2 separate regions of the Mus musculus genome follow, and region 1 is linked to region 2. A link is a contact called in ENCODE POLR2A ChIA-PET data. All regions are on one chromosome and are shown on one strand. The core of a region is the stretch at or near the end of the contact, and the rest is flanking DNA. Distances in the headings are between cores, read along the strand shown.

The links. ChIA-PET counts read pairs that join two places held with the same protein, here RNA polymerase II (POLR2A).
Region 1: POLR2A ChIA-PET joins it to region 2 with 10 read pairs in embryonic stem cell. The contact joins the promoter of Ndufa10 here to the promoter of Hdac4 in region 2. POLR2A ChIA-PET finds 5 or more read pairs at or near these places in 2 of 5 experiments (Patski and embryonic stem cell).

Annotation. Positions count from the first base shown.
Region 1 is chr1:92,469,994-92,476,792 of GRCm38, reverse strand. Ndufa10 (NADH:ubiquinone oxidoreductase subunit A10) reads left to right here and starts at 3,035. Exons shown (of 10, transcript NM_024197.1): 1 at 3,035-3,130; 2 at 5,808-5,976; 3 at 6,715-6,799. The coding sequence starts at 3,056.
Region 2 is chr1:92,176,076-92,183,227 of GRCm38, reverse strand. Hdac4 (histone deacetylase 4) reads left to right here and starts at 2,887. Exons shown (of 27, transcript NM_207225.2): 1 at 2,887-2,970.

The DNA of each region.
Region 1 (6,799 bases), core at 1,786-4,285, 290 kb before region 2:
AATACAAATGGAAGCACATCACTTGACTTTTGGAGTGTGCCAGCCACCATGCCCAACCCTGGACTATTTCAAACTGAATTTAAGAAAGCTGTTTATGTATTCTAGACTCTGGTCTGTTATCAAATATTATTTTGTAAATATTTTCTCCACCTGCAGTTAGTCTTTTCAACCTCTTAATAATGTCTCTTCCAGAGCAGGATCTTCTGAGTTTGATAAGTCTAGTTAACTAACTTTCTTTCTTTCTTTTCTTTCTTTCCTTTCTTTCCTTCTTCCTTTCTTCCTTTCTTTCTTTCTTTCTTTCTTTCTTTCTTTCTTTCTTTCTTTCTTTCTTTCTTTCTTTCTGAATGATGCTTCTGATACCAAGTTAAAAATATTCCCCTACTCCTAGGCACAAAATGTTTCTCCTATTTTTTTCCTAAAAGCTTAGTAGTTTTGAATATTATATTCAAATACAGGATCCATTTTGTGATGCTAAGCTTGGTTTTGCTGTTGTTGGAGGCTTTGTTGTTGTTTCTTGTGGTAAGGTTATTGAAGGTTCATTTGCTTCTCCACAGCTAGCCAATGGCTCTCGCACTGCCTGCCATGGGACTGTGTTTGCACCGTTGTAGAAACAGCTGAGAACATTTGTGCTGATTCATTTGTGGATGAACACCACAGCCCTCCTGACTACTACATGTTCTTGCTTTGTATCAACATATAATAAAGCTCATTAACAGAAGAGTAACTCCTCTGACTTTATTCTTCTTTTTAAATTCATTGTGGCTATTCTAGCATCTTCACATTTCTGCAACTTAATAAAACTTGTCTCTGACCATTAAAACATCCTTGTGGAGGTTTTAGTTGGAACTCCATTAGACTTAGAAGACTTGACATTGCCTGTTTCTTCTTCTGATCTGTGATTTTATATATACATATATTAAACTCTTCTTTGTTTTCTTATATCAGTGTTTAAAGTGTTGCCTCCTACAGATATGTCATGTTTAAATGCAAGTATTACAAGTTTACTTAGACCAAATATAAATTGAATTCCATCTGCTATTCAGCTTTGACTTCTATGCTGTTAGCATACAGAATACTGTGTAATTCTCTCTCTCTCTCTCTCTCTCTCTCTCTCTCTCTCTCTGTGTGTGTGTGTGTGTGTGTGTGTGTGTGTGTGTGTTTCTCTTTTTTATTTTGTTTGTTTGTGTTTGCCTTTTGGATTGAATAACCTGGCTGAACTTGCTATTTATTCTAGAAGCTTTTTTTGGTCAACTCCTTTGGATTTTCTGAGTAAAAATAATATAATCTACAAATAATTGTATCTCTTTTTTTCCTGTATGTATTCTTCTTCTATCTTTTGTACTTATTATGTGGGTTAGGGGTTCCTTTGTTGAGTACTTGTGAGGAAAGCAGGCCCCTTGCTTTTTATATATATATATATTTATTTATTATTTATATGTAAGTACACTGTAGGTGTCTTCAGACACACCAGTAGAGGGCGTCAGATGTCATTACGGATGGTTGTAAACCATCATGTGGTTGCTGGGATTTGAACTCAGGACCTTTGGAAGAGCAGTCAGTGCTCTTATCCCATTCTTTCTCTATTCATATGATGTTAGCTTTAGGATTTTGTGGGCATACTTTATGAAGATGAAGCAGCCACCCTGTAGCCTTTGTTGGAGCATATGTGTTCTTTTATTTTAAATGAATATTGAATTTTGTCAAATGCTTTCCCTGAACCAAGCAATCTGATCACACATAATTATTTTGGTTAGTTTGTTTTTTATATCAGTTGATTTTAGGATGACATCCCATTGCTTGTGGTGCACCACTCATTTCATGTGTTGCTGGATTCAATTTGCTGAGATACTGATATATGGAGGTCTTACATTTTTGTACTGTCTTTGACAGTTATGGCAGCATAACATGCGATAGTAAGCATTATCGCTTCTGTTTTCTGGAGGAGACTGTACATATTTAGTATCATATATTTATGTATAAAGTAAAATTCTTCAGTAAAACATACGTGCTTGGGAAATTTCTCTTTTGGGGTTGAGTGATTTTTGAATTACACTGGAGGGGAGTAGGGAAATGAGATAATGATCAGGATTCAAAAGAAATGAGGAGAGGTTTCCCCTTCCCGTATTCAATGTACTGTAAGGATACAGGACTTTCTAGAAATCCAGAAATGCGGGGGAGGTTTTGTGTTAACTACATGGAAAGTGGTCCAAACCCAACCCAGAACTCCTCATTGTCTTGGGGATCCTCTCCCTATCAGCACTTTCCTGGCTTCTGCGCACTGCACTCTTCCACCTCAGAGGCTCTTGGAGCTGAAGAGCTTTCCAGGAGGTGACTATAAAGTCGGCAGCTGTGGAAATGAGGCAGGGTGATCTGCACTGGAGATATATGGTGGTGCCAGGTCTGTGGCCACCTCAGCTCTTAGCACTACAAAAGCTCAGAACTGCTAGGTCGTGAATTGGTTGCCCCCACAGGGCTCAAGCTGATGACAGGTCCTTCTCTCAGAAACCTAGGCAGGGAGAATGTGACGCCCCTAGAACTCAGATGGGGAATGGACTCTCTCCTCAGCGACCAGAAGGGCGGGGAGCGGATCCTCCCTACAGAACTCAAACAGAAAGTGGGTCTACGTTTGGGCGTGGAGCAGGGAGACAGCACAGATTCTGGGGAGCGAGAGGATTCACCCCACAGAACACCTGGGAGTGGGGGGTCACACTTTTGTCACACAACTCAAGCATCTGCGAGAACCCGAGCTCAAAGCTGGGAGCCTCAAGGCCCAGGCAGGACTTCTAGCCCTTTGCCACTTTCATACTATAACTTGTCTAGGATCTAGGCGCGCTCCTCGCCCAAACAATCTAAGCTCAAGCAACTAGAGCGTCGACAAGCCTAAGCTCCGCCCCTTCCCTCTGGCCCCGCCCCGTCCCAGTTCCGGAATATTTTCTTTTTTCGACAGGCGCCGCGAACACTCAGTGGTGACGTCATGGCAGCGCGCCGCGGACGAGCTAGGACCCCGTCGCGTTCATGTCCCTCTGGTCCTTGAGCCGGCGCAGACGGCGAAGTCATGGCCTTGAGGTTGCTGAGACTCGTCCCGGCGTCGGCTCCCGCGCGCGGCCTCGCGGCCGGAGCCCAGCGCGTGGTGAGCGGCGGGTGGCTCTCCTTGCTTGGATCTCGGCCTGTCGGCTCCGAGCCCTGACGCTCCGGCGGCGTCTGTCAGACCCGTGAGCCGCGAGCTCCTGAGGCCTCCGCTCACAGCACCGGTGCAGCGGGACTCACTTTCCCGGCTGCATACGGAGAGCCGAGATGCCGGAGCTCCGGAGCCTGGGCCCGCATGCTCATCGGTTCAGAAACTGCTTTGTGGAACGCCTTGTAGACTCTGGGGTGACGTGATGTGGAGCAGCAACAGAGATTTGGGGTAGATTGGGGAGGATTAGGACCTTTTAGGGTGCATGCAGAATAATGGGTGACAGTAGGTGCTTAGGGGACCGTGGCTGGAAACAGGACACGTCTTATGACGGCATCATAACTTCTTTGCTTTATAGTAGCTAGAACTACATAGGTGGTAAATCGGAAAGGGGTTGACAGTCATGCTAAGGATTTTTATTTTGAACAGGAGTGATCTGTGTGTGAAAGAGGTATAGATGTGAACCAGAGAGAGACGAGGTGTGTGTGAATGTGAGCCTGGATCGGCACTGTCAGCCTAAGCCCCACTATGAATTAGCACTGTCAGCTTAAGCCTATTAGGATCGCAGTGGAGCACAGCAGCAAGAGCACAGAGCATATTCACAATCCACTCTTGACCTTGACCCTCAGAGACCACACTCCTTCCCCTGTATCTTCACATCACCCTCTTCAGTGAAGTCGTTTCATATATTCACATGTCGGAAGTTCAGTCACACCCCGTTCCACCCTAAGCTTTTCATGCATTGAGTTCATTCTTTATGCTGTGAAGTTTTATTGTTTTGCACAATGAGCAATATTATATTTTGGACTTTACAATACACACAGAGTAGTTCACAGCCCTAAAAAAAAAAAAATCTATTGTCCTTAATATTCATTTATTTCCCACCCTGTCAACTCCTGACAGCCACTGTGCTTTTGATGATTTTTGTCATTTTGCCTATGCTAGACTCGTGTAATCAGTCACACATATTACCTGACACAGTGCTTTCTTTTTTTACATAGACTTTGACAGTTACACTTAGAATTTATTTGTGGGGCTGCACAGCTGTTAAGAGTACTTGTTTCTCTTTTAACACACACACACACACACACACACACACACGTACACAATCTAGACAATATTTCTTAAGCCAGATGTTGTGGTGCACACCTTTAATCCCAACATGAGACAGGCAGATCTATGAATTCTCGGACAGCCTGGTATACAGGGAGTTCCAGACCAGCCAGGGCTACATAGCAAGACTCTTGTCTCAAATCCAGCCCCCAAAAACAGCAGGGGTGGGGGAAGACTCACTGTGTCTTTATGGCCTTTTTAGTCATTCCCTTTAATTCCATAGTTTGGTTATACTGCCATTTATCCATTTACCTATTGAAGATCATCTTGGTAGTTTCCCCATAAGGCAATTGTGAAAAAGCTGATTTAAGTATTCATGCAAAGCCGGGCATGGTGGCACACACCTTTAATCCCAGCACTTGGGAGGCAGAGGCAGGTGGATTTCTGAGTTCGAGGCCAGCCTGGTCTACAGAGTAAGTTCGAGGACAGCCAGGACTACACAGAGAAACCCTGTCTCGAAAAACCAAAAAAAAAAAAAAAAAAGTATGCATGCAAATTTCTTGTGGGAATGTTTCCTATCATTGGGTGATGTGTTTGCTGGTTTGTTAGTGAGGCTGTAGTTTTATAACCATCTGTCTTCTACCGACCATCCCATTTGCACTCCTTAGCAGTACAGAGCATCCTGCTGTATGGGTGCTGACGTGGGTGCTGGAAGTCATTTGCATTTATGAGCATCCAGTGAGCATACACACACACACAGCACATCTCCTGGTTCCCAAGGGGGCATCTTAGGCACCTACATGCTGCCTGTGTGATCTTTGTAAGATCTGTTTGCTTATTTTAAAATTTGCTGCCCTTTCAATTATTCACCTTTCAATTATATATCCTCCACTGTCCCCAGCTTGGTGATTTTATTTGGGGAGAGTGGATTATTTTAGCTTCAGTTTGAGGAGTAGACTGGGAGACTGCTGATGAGGACGTCCCTTGCCTGTGGATGAGGGGTGTGAGGAGGACCTTGCATCCGTGCAGCAGGAGAGGGAGATGATGCTTCTCCACAGAGCCTGGGCATTCAGCTTCTGTGGGTGATTACAGAATTAAAGAAAGGCAAAAATCATGCTTATATAGCTCTGTTTGTGGATAGTGGCCAGTTCCCACTGTTGCAGGCATCATTCTCGGCGCTAGAGCATGGAAACTCTACTTAAGCTTAAGTTTTCTAGCTTTCTCGTGCTTAAAGTCTCTTGGAGGTAAGGGAATTAGTAACAGGCAGAAGGTAAAAGCCTAGATCAGAGAGATACTTTATTCTGTCAGGTCCCCCTCCCTGCTGCTATTTGTGCATATCCATCCTTCTGTCCATCTGTTCATCTGTCTATCCATCCATCCAGTTTTCATTAACATAACAAGCATCCTTGTTTCTTAGTCTGTTCTGAGACCTAAGGAGGTGAACAGCCAGTTCTCAGAGAGCTCACACCGAGGAAGAAGGGAGTCAGGTCATTAAACAAGAGGTGCCTCTTAGTGTTTTATATAATAGCTGCTAATGCCTGCAGTAACCACAGTGGTGATGTGCTGTTGTGTTTTTCAGGGACGAATTCATACCAGTGTGCACTGCAAGCTGAGGTATGGGCTTTTGGCCGCCATTCTTGGTGATAAGACAACCAAAAAGCTGCATGAGTACAGCCGAGTGATAACAGTAGATGGGAACATATGCTCTGGGAAAAACAAGCTCGCAAAGGAGATCGCACAGCAACTAGGTATGCACCGGGCAGAGTGGCCCTGGCCTGTCAGGCATGTGGCTGCTTATCCCAGCTAGAATTTGCTTGGCTATTGACTAGGTAGATTTAGGCCTAAGGTAGGTCTTTTATATTTTTAATTGCTTGTTGAGTATATGCTTATAATCTTAGTGTTTACGAGGCTACAGCAAGAGGATTGCCATGAGATTGAGGCAAGCTTGAGCTATGTAGTGAGTACTCGGCCAACCATAGCTTCATGGGGAGACCCTGTCTCAGATCAAATCAGAGAGAGGTGTTAATCTTTCAAAGGGAACATTAAAAACATCCCTGGCAGTTACCAGTTGGAATAGGACTTTACCTGGGAGTGCGGCAGAGTCCTTTTCTGAGCTGCCCTGCCAGAGGAGCTGTCACTACATTGGCTCTCACGTGGGGTGATGGGACATAGGCTGGCCTCTTCAGTTCCTCATGCAGCCATCTGCCTGCTTGCCTTTGGGAATATTGGACTGCAGCAGTGGGGTGAGGGTTGGAAGGGGTGTGCTGATCTACTTGGTTGTAGAGAATGGAGAAGCATGTTCTTTAGCTGTTGTCCACAGCATAGAATGTGCTTCTTGAGTATGTGATGAAGTGTGGGCTCAAAGGGGACTTTCCCTTGGGTTCTGATGACCAGCCCTGACAATAACATTCAAGTTTTCTTTGGGTTTCTGTCCAAGCACACACTTGCAGTAGGAGTGAGTGGTCATCCAGGTCTTCTCCCTATAGGCATGAAGCACTACCCAGAAGCAGGGATACAGTACTCAAGCACCACCACAGGCGATGGAAGGCCCCTCGACATAGAGTTTAGTGG
Region 2 (7,152 bases), core at 1,638-4,137:
ACAACCAGGGTTAGTCTATTTCTCTGCTTATTATGTTAACCATTTTCAATGAAGCCAAGTGTTCAGTACTTTCTTTTATGATTGTTAATGATATGCCTGACAGATATGCCCATTAACAGTTTTTTTTAAAGTATTTTTTAAATGCTTAGGTATTTCTCTTCTTCATGAGATAGAAATTCATTATTTTCAAATTATTAGCAGTTTGCATTCCATCTTCTTTTTCCACTGACTTGAAAAGCCATCTTCATTACTTTTTAAGTCTCTAGAGGATTAATATTACAAATAACTAACAACTGGTCCGTCCTAGGCCTTGGCTCAGAAGGCTGCTCACCAGTGACAGATGGGACAGACAGGTCCATCAATTTCCACCCCAAAGTCTATTCATTTTCTGGGAGCAATTTTACCTTCATTCTTCTTCTTGACTGTTCTTACCTGCTCATCTTTTCAATCATGCCACTCTCAGTTGCTTTTGAAGCTATACTTAGGTATTTACAGTATTCTCTGGTTGATACAACTGGGAATTTTCTGCTATGTGTTCTAAAGTCATGTGTTTAACCCACATACTCAGTGCACATTCACTGCTGCTGTTAGTATGTCTGTAAGTTTTTTCCTTTCTAGGTGGCTAGTGATCAAACCCAGAGTCTTGAGCATGTATCTTACCACCCAGCTTAGACTGGTTCTACTTCCAAGTTCTGAGATCCTGGGATTATAGGCGTGCCCATTTGGCTGAGCCTGACCTCTCTCCATATTGGGGAGGAAACGAAGTCTTGTTTGTGCCAGTCAGGTGTGCTCTATCTTTAGTCGGAAAGTAGTTTTTGTGTTTAAATCCACCCCCCCTTTTTTTATTGGATATTTTCTTTATATTTCAAACATTATCCCCTTTCCTGGTTTTCCCCCTCCCAGAAACTTTCTATCCTACCCCCCCTCCCCCTTTTTCTATGAGGGTGTTCCTCCACCTACCCATCCACTCCCACCTCCCCACCCTCGATTCTCCTACACTGGGGCATCTATCCAGCCTTCATAGGACCATTGATGCATGACAAGGCCGTCCTCTGCTACAAATGAAGCTGGAGCCATGTGTACTCCTTGGTTGGTGGCTTACTTCCTGGAAGCTCTGGGGGGTGGGGTCTGGCTGGTTGATATTGTTGTTCTTCCTAAGGTTTTGTGTTTAATTTTTAATTGGTGGGCTTCTACTAATTCTTGGGTGTTTTTGTATTAGAGGTCTGTTTTTATTTCTGATCTCCTGGTTTCTAACACCAAGCCTCTGTCTGAGAATGGGACTCTGTAAAGCCCTATAGAAACCCTGGTGGTACTGGGGTGCCCTTCCCCTACTCTTTGTTTGCTGCTAGAGCTTTTTCTATGTACCAATCACAATTCTGTGAGGTCTAATCAGCACAGAGCAATACTCCCCCGACCCTGGAACCGAACCATATCATTTCAGAGTAACTGCATCTAAGATTATATTCCAGCACTTTCTCATGGCACTTTTGTTTAGGGTTGTCTTTACTCAGTACTCACCAAATCTGTGATTATTGCATGTCTTTATCCTTTCAAGTACTTCTGAACTTCATGTTTCATCTAAATGTTAGCAGGCTGCAGATCCTGCATTATTTTGTATGTAAATTTGGTAGTGTACTTTTCTATAAGCAGCTGCACTAGCACTCCTAAGTGCGGTCATTTTCTTCTGCTCTTTTCTATTCCACAATTCATCCCTTGGCTTCACAGCTGAGCTATCCTAGAGTATGAATTTCTCCCAGTGAATGAAGCTTTCTAACTCAGTATTACCTTGAGATAATGAAAAGAATCTATTGCTTCTTGCGAATTGTTTTACCTTCAATTTTCCCCCAGTCATGGAACAAAAATGCTATTAAATCTCTACTCAACTCCTATCAGGCAAGGCCTAGTAAATAGGTCAGCATCCTAGGTCAGGCCATGTAGGGTGGACCAGATGCTCTTGTCTTCGTTTTGGATGTGGGATTCTGGAAATATCATGGACACAGGATGAGAAATTGCACTACTCTCCTGATGAAAGGAAATGGACCCAAGGGAGCCAGAAGGATGGCCTTTCACGCCCATCCACATTCGTGAACGCCAATTATAGGCGCTTGGCCCAGGTCTAGAAGAACCTCAGAGAAGGGGTGGTCCCAACAAACCGGGACGCCGTGGCGGCGAACCAAGAATACACCTCCGCAACAGCAGCGGTCCCAGAACCCCCAGTTCCCACGGCCACGCAAGGCCCCACAGTCACAGCCGCACCCCCAAGCGGCGCGCCTGCCCCGGGGCAGGGCGGGGCCCGCCGCGCCTGCGCACTCCCTCTGGGCTCGGCGTCCCCCGCACGCAGCCCACGTGATCTGTGCCTTGCCTAAGATGGAGGTTGCCGCCAGGCCCGGCCGGGCCCTCGCCTTAGTCTGTGCTCTTCCGCGCCCCCTTAGAGCATGAGACAGGCGCTCAGGCACACTGTATTGACCCGGGCAGCGCCGCGGGCTGCCAAGGAGGTCTGTCCACGGCTTCAATCAGTTCGCGCACCAGCTCCCTGCTCTTTCTAAAACAGCAAAAGCTCTCAGAGCGGGCGCCTGGAGAGTCTTCGGTACGCCCCGCTCATTAGAATTGACAATGCTGGGAGCCAATGGGGTTTGGAACTTTTGAGAAGGGCGGACGAAGGCGGAGCCCCTTCGCAGCGCCCGCGAAGCGGGGCTGGCTGTTGGGCTATTGTGGGGCGGACTTAGGACTCTCGGACCAATGGAAGGGCGGCTGAATTCTTGGAGGCGGGGCCGAGCCGTAATTGACGCTTTCTTCATTAGAAACCAGGCAGGGGGCGGCGCCCACGGGGGGAGGTGACGCAAAGCCGTTGTAGCCAATGGCTGGTGGGCCGCCGACGGGAGGGGCGGGGCTGGGGCGCCTGACGGGCGTAGGGCGCGGCCTATCCCCGCGCGGCTCTGCGCTCGAGGGGGAGCAGCATCATGGTTCAACGTGGGTCAATTTTTTGTGAATGAGGAGGGGAGGTTGTGGGGCCGCTGCCGCGGAGCACCATCCCCGCCGCCGCCCGAGCCCGAGCCCGCGCGCCTGCTCGCGCCGCCGCCGCCGCGCCGCCTCACGCCCGGCCCGCTCAACGCGGCTGCTGTCGCCGTCGCCGCCCGAGCCCGCCCGCCCGCCGGCGGCGGCGCAGGCTGAGGAGATGCGGCTCGGAGCGCCGGAGCAGGGCTAGACGCGGCCCGCCGCCGCCGCGGTAAGCCACCGGCCGTCATTGTCCGCGCCGCCCGGTTGCTGGCGGCAGGTGGACGCCCGGCCCCGCCGAGGCCTCGGGGCCCTGCGCCGCGGGCTGGCGGGCGGGAGAGCGGCCTGCGCCGGCGGGCGGGCAGGTGGGCGCGCGGGGGCGGGGGCCGGGGCGTTTATGTAACTTTGTCAGCCTGTGAGTTTGCAGAAAACGCCCCTCGGCGGCGGCGGGCGGCGGGGCGGGGGCCGCGGCCGGGCCCGGACCGTCGCTGGGCTGGCGAGGAGCTGCGCTAGCCCCGGAGACGACCGGTGTCCACCCTGAGCGAGGGTTCCGAAGGCACAGCTTGTAGCTCACACAGCGGGAGTCGGTCGGAAAGGCCGGGTGTGGAACCCGTGTTCTCCTTTAATGCACACCGAGAATTTGTTAATAACTTGCAGCCGCTGATAGCAGTGTTTTGGTTATTGCATGCTGTAAATTGACCTGCTGTGACACGATTTTCAAATAAAGCGTCGCAGAAATTAAACTTAAGTTATTTTAGAACTAATGACTTTCTTAACTAAATCCTAATTGCATTACTGTAGAGACCTACCTAATTGCTTTCCGAGAGCCACTCTGCCTGCCCGGGGAGGAAGGAAAGGCCTGTGTAGTCACTTTGCCTCCCTGCTTTTCTCTGCTCAGGCTTTTCTGTCTGTTCCCACAAACCACCTAAGCATTTAAGGCCTGCGAGTATTAACGTGTAAACAGCCATGGCCCTGTCGCACTTTGGGGCTAGGGGGATGCTGGCGGCTTGCACCTTGACCTGGTTTCGGTTTTTCCTCCGTGATATGATCGAGGTTGCCAGGAGTTTTAATTGCTTCTGATAATTCCGTGCATTATTTCAGGACCGGCTTGATGAAAGCTAGTGTAGTGGTTTCAAAATCCACCCAGAAAGAAGGTGATGGTGGTGGTGGTGGTGTAGGTAGGTGTAGTGCTTGTGGAGAGGCAAGGAGGTTGAATTAAGAAAACTCAGCTGCTTGTACACAAATATACACTATAGCAGTTACAAGGCAGCAAAAGTTATTGCAGAATTTTGCAGTCACTATGGCAACACAATTACTCCATTATAATTGGAAATGCAAAATGCCACCCAGTTAGAAGTTTCATCAGGATGGAGTTTTGGATATCAAAAAATATGTGAGATTTAGTTAAAAATTCTCATTTTTTTCCCCCAGGTAGCTTTGCAGCTCTAGTCTAGGTTCAATTGTCTATTTTTAAGACCCATCCGCTTTCCCAGATCTGCCACTCCTCGGGATCTGTGGCATCTTTCCCCAGAAGAACTCCCCGTTTGTGTGGGAGGGAAGTATTTTCATGCTTTAAAAACACACACCCGACACACTGTAAGACTTCTATGGTTTTCTGTGTTCTGGCTTTTCTTTTAAAGATCAAATGCCTTCCTGAAGAGCAGTAATCACCCAGAAGAGGCTGGGTTTGCTAGAAGGCAGAGGTAACACTGCCCCCTTTAGGGGTCTGCAGGCTGCTTACAGGGTATCTGGGAGCCCTGTGGGGGAGAAGAATGACTGTGAACTGCAGACGGGGCCTGGATAGCCTAGAGACCAAGGACAGATGTGACCTAAGCAGCCCTAGCAAGAATGTCTGTGGTTAGCAACATCAGAGAGCTGTGCAACATATAAAGCCCCCAGATGGCACCTTCTCAGAAGCTAGGGGCTGCTGCTGGTGAGGTGGGCAAGAGAACATAGCACTCTATCTTCCTGGGGCTCCTGGCTCCTAGCTTGACTTTGCTTTCAAACCTGTGTTAGGAGGATGTCCCTCTTGATGTTTACCAGAAGAGCTCTGGTGCTGGAAGTTTCCACACGTCGTGGGGCTGCTGCAGCTTAATTTCGTTAGAACTCTTTCCTTTTAACTACTGCATATTTTTGCCCAGTAATCGACTTCCATTTTCCAGCCTCATTGTGAGGTTTCAATGCAGCATGAACGGCTTTGAATTCCAATCCTTTGATGTTGGGGGTGGCACCAAAGGAAAGGCGACTTTGTGCCGTCCTAATTGCCAGAGCAGAAGAAAATTTCATCACTCCTGTCAAGCCTTGTCCATGCCATTTTCTATTGAAAACGGCTGGTTTTTCAGAACTCTGAAGCTGCCATAAGTAATACATTAATACCTGATGTAGGGAGCCAGGGAGATGCAGAAATGAGAGACACCTGCTGCACGGGAAGATTGGGGTGGCGTGGGGGGGCTCAGTCCCAGGACCAGGGCTTTTGATGTCTCTGGGCCCTGGGGTGACTATGCAGGCTTCAGAGGGTGAATCCAGAGTTGAGCTCATGTCCCATTGGTTGTAACCCAGTCTTGGGGTAGGGGCCCCAAAGAGATTTTTGGAGTGGCTTTGTCTTGGTCTCCAGTGACCATCCAGTGTCCTGCTGCTCAGCCAACTCTGGGCCTTAAGTGTGACACTGACCTTTGAGGTGCAGGTGACGGAGGGGGGCAGAATCAGAAGTGCTGCTGCATTTGAACAGACCCTAGTCCATTTCTGCAGAGTGCTCTGAGCTGTCAGGAGGTCAGTTGTTTGCTCTTGGGCTCATGTGAGTGAGCAGGATGGGCTTTGTTTAGGGTGGAATGTGGTCTGGCATCTGCAGCTGCTCTTGGCTTTGCTGCTGCCCTTGCCTCTCAGACATGCCTCCGTACTTCCTGAAAGGCCAGACTGGGGTCCACACAAATGGACCCCACTGAGACCCTCCATGTAACTGGACCCGGTTAGAACACTGTAAGGTCCTGAGTAGATGAGAGTGTCTTCCTTCCCTGGATCAGGAGATTACACAAGTCAGTAGCAGATGTTTAAATGAGCACCCAGTAAGAGCCATGGGCCATTCTTTGAGCACTTTCCATCTTCGTCTCCTCTATTGCTCCCACAGCTACAAGAAATAGGTGATGCTACACACCCTTGATAGCAGGGATGTGAGAGGAATGGCAGCCTTGAGTCCCAAAGGCTGAGCCTTTCTTTACCTCTGCTTTGGGCCCAGGATGAGCCTGTGTGGAAGGTTAGTGTTATTGAGTTGTTTGGAAGAGCACAGCTACTTTGAGAAGATAATTTGGAATACTTTCCCAGTATGGTGTTAGGTTGTCTGCCCTTCTGAGCTGTCACCGCTCTGGGTTTCATTTGAGTCAGAAAAGTGACTTTAATGTCTTCGTTGTGCCTTCTGTGTAATGTTGAAAGGCTCTGGGTTCTATCTATCCCGAGTATCACAGAAATCAGAGCAGTCCAGTTGGCTGGTGGTTGTTACAGCCTGTTCTTGCTTGCTTGAGTCTTGAGAAGTTCCAAGGCTGTGCAAGCAGGCGGTGATTGGCAGCAGACAGCCTATGGTCTGTGCCCATTTCTCAGAGCTGCTTAGTGCTACTGGTAGTCTTACTTACATGGGAAATTTTTATTGGAAGAATGTAACCACTAACTGAGGAACTACAGCACTCAAGTGTTCTTATCCTAAAACCAAGACAGTGCCTTAAGAGAAAATATTGGCAGATTTAATAGTAAGAAGAAAATCTTTGGAGAAAGACTCTATAACCAAGATTCAGAGACAAGAGAGAAAAAAAATGTGTAACCTATTTGGCCTCTGTGAGATTAATAGCCAGTATATATAAAGAGCTTTTGCAAACTAACAATAAATGGATGAGCTTCCCTGTTACAGTTTTTAAGGCATGCAGGTAGGCAGATCTCCACAGCTAAGAGAAAAGACTGAGCGTAGCTAATAACCCAGTGTATGGGAGATTACATCTGTGCCCTTTGTATTAGTGAGATTGATAACAACACCCACAACTGTGATAAGGATATGGCTTCCTAGAGTTTAACAAGTTATATGTAACAAATGCTTAGGCTGGAACCTAGGCCCATAGGAAGCACAATGTAAGCATTAGGTATACACACATTTGTTCTATAGAGAGAACAATGTAT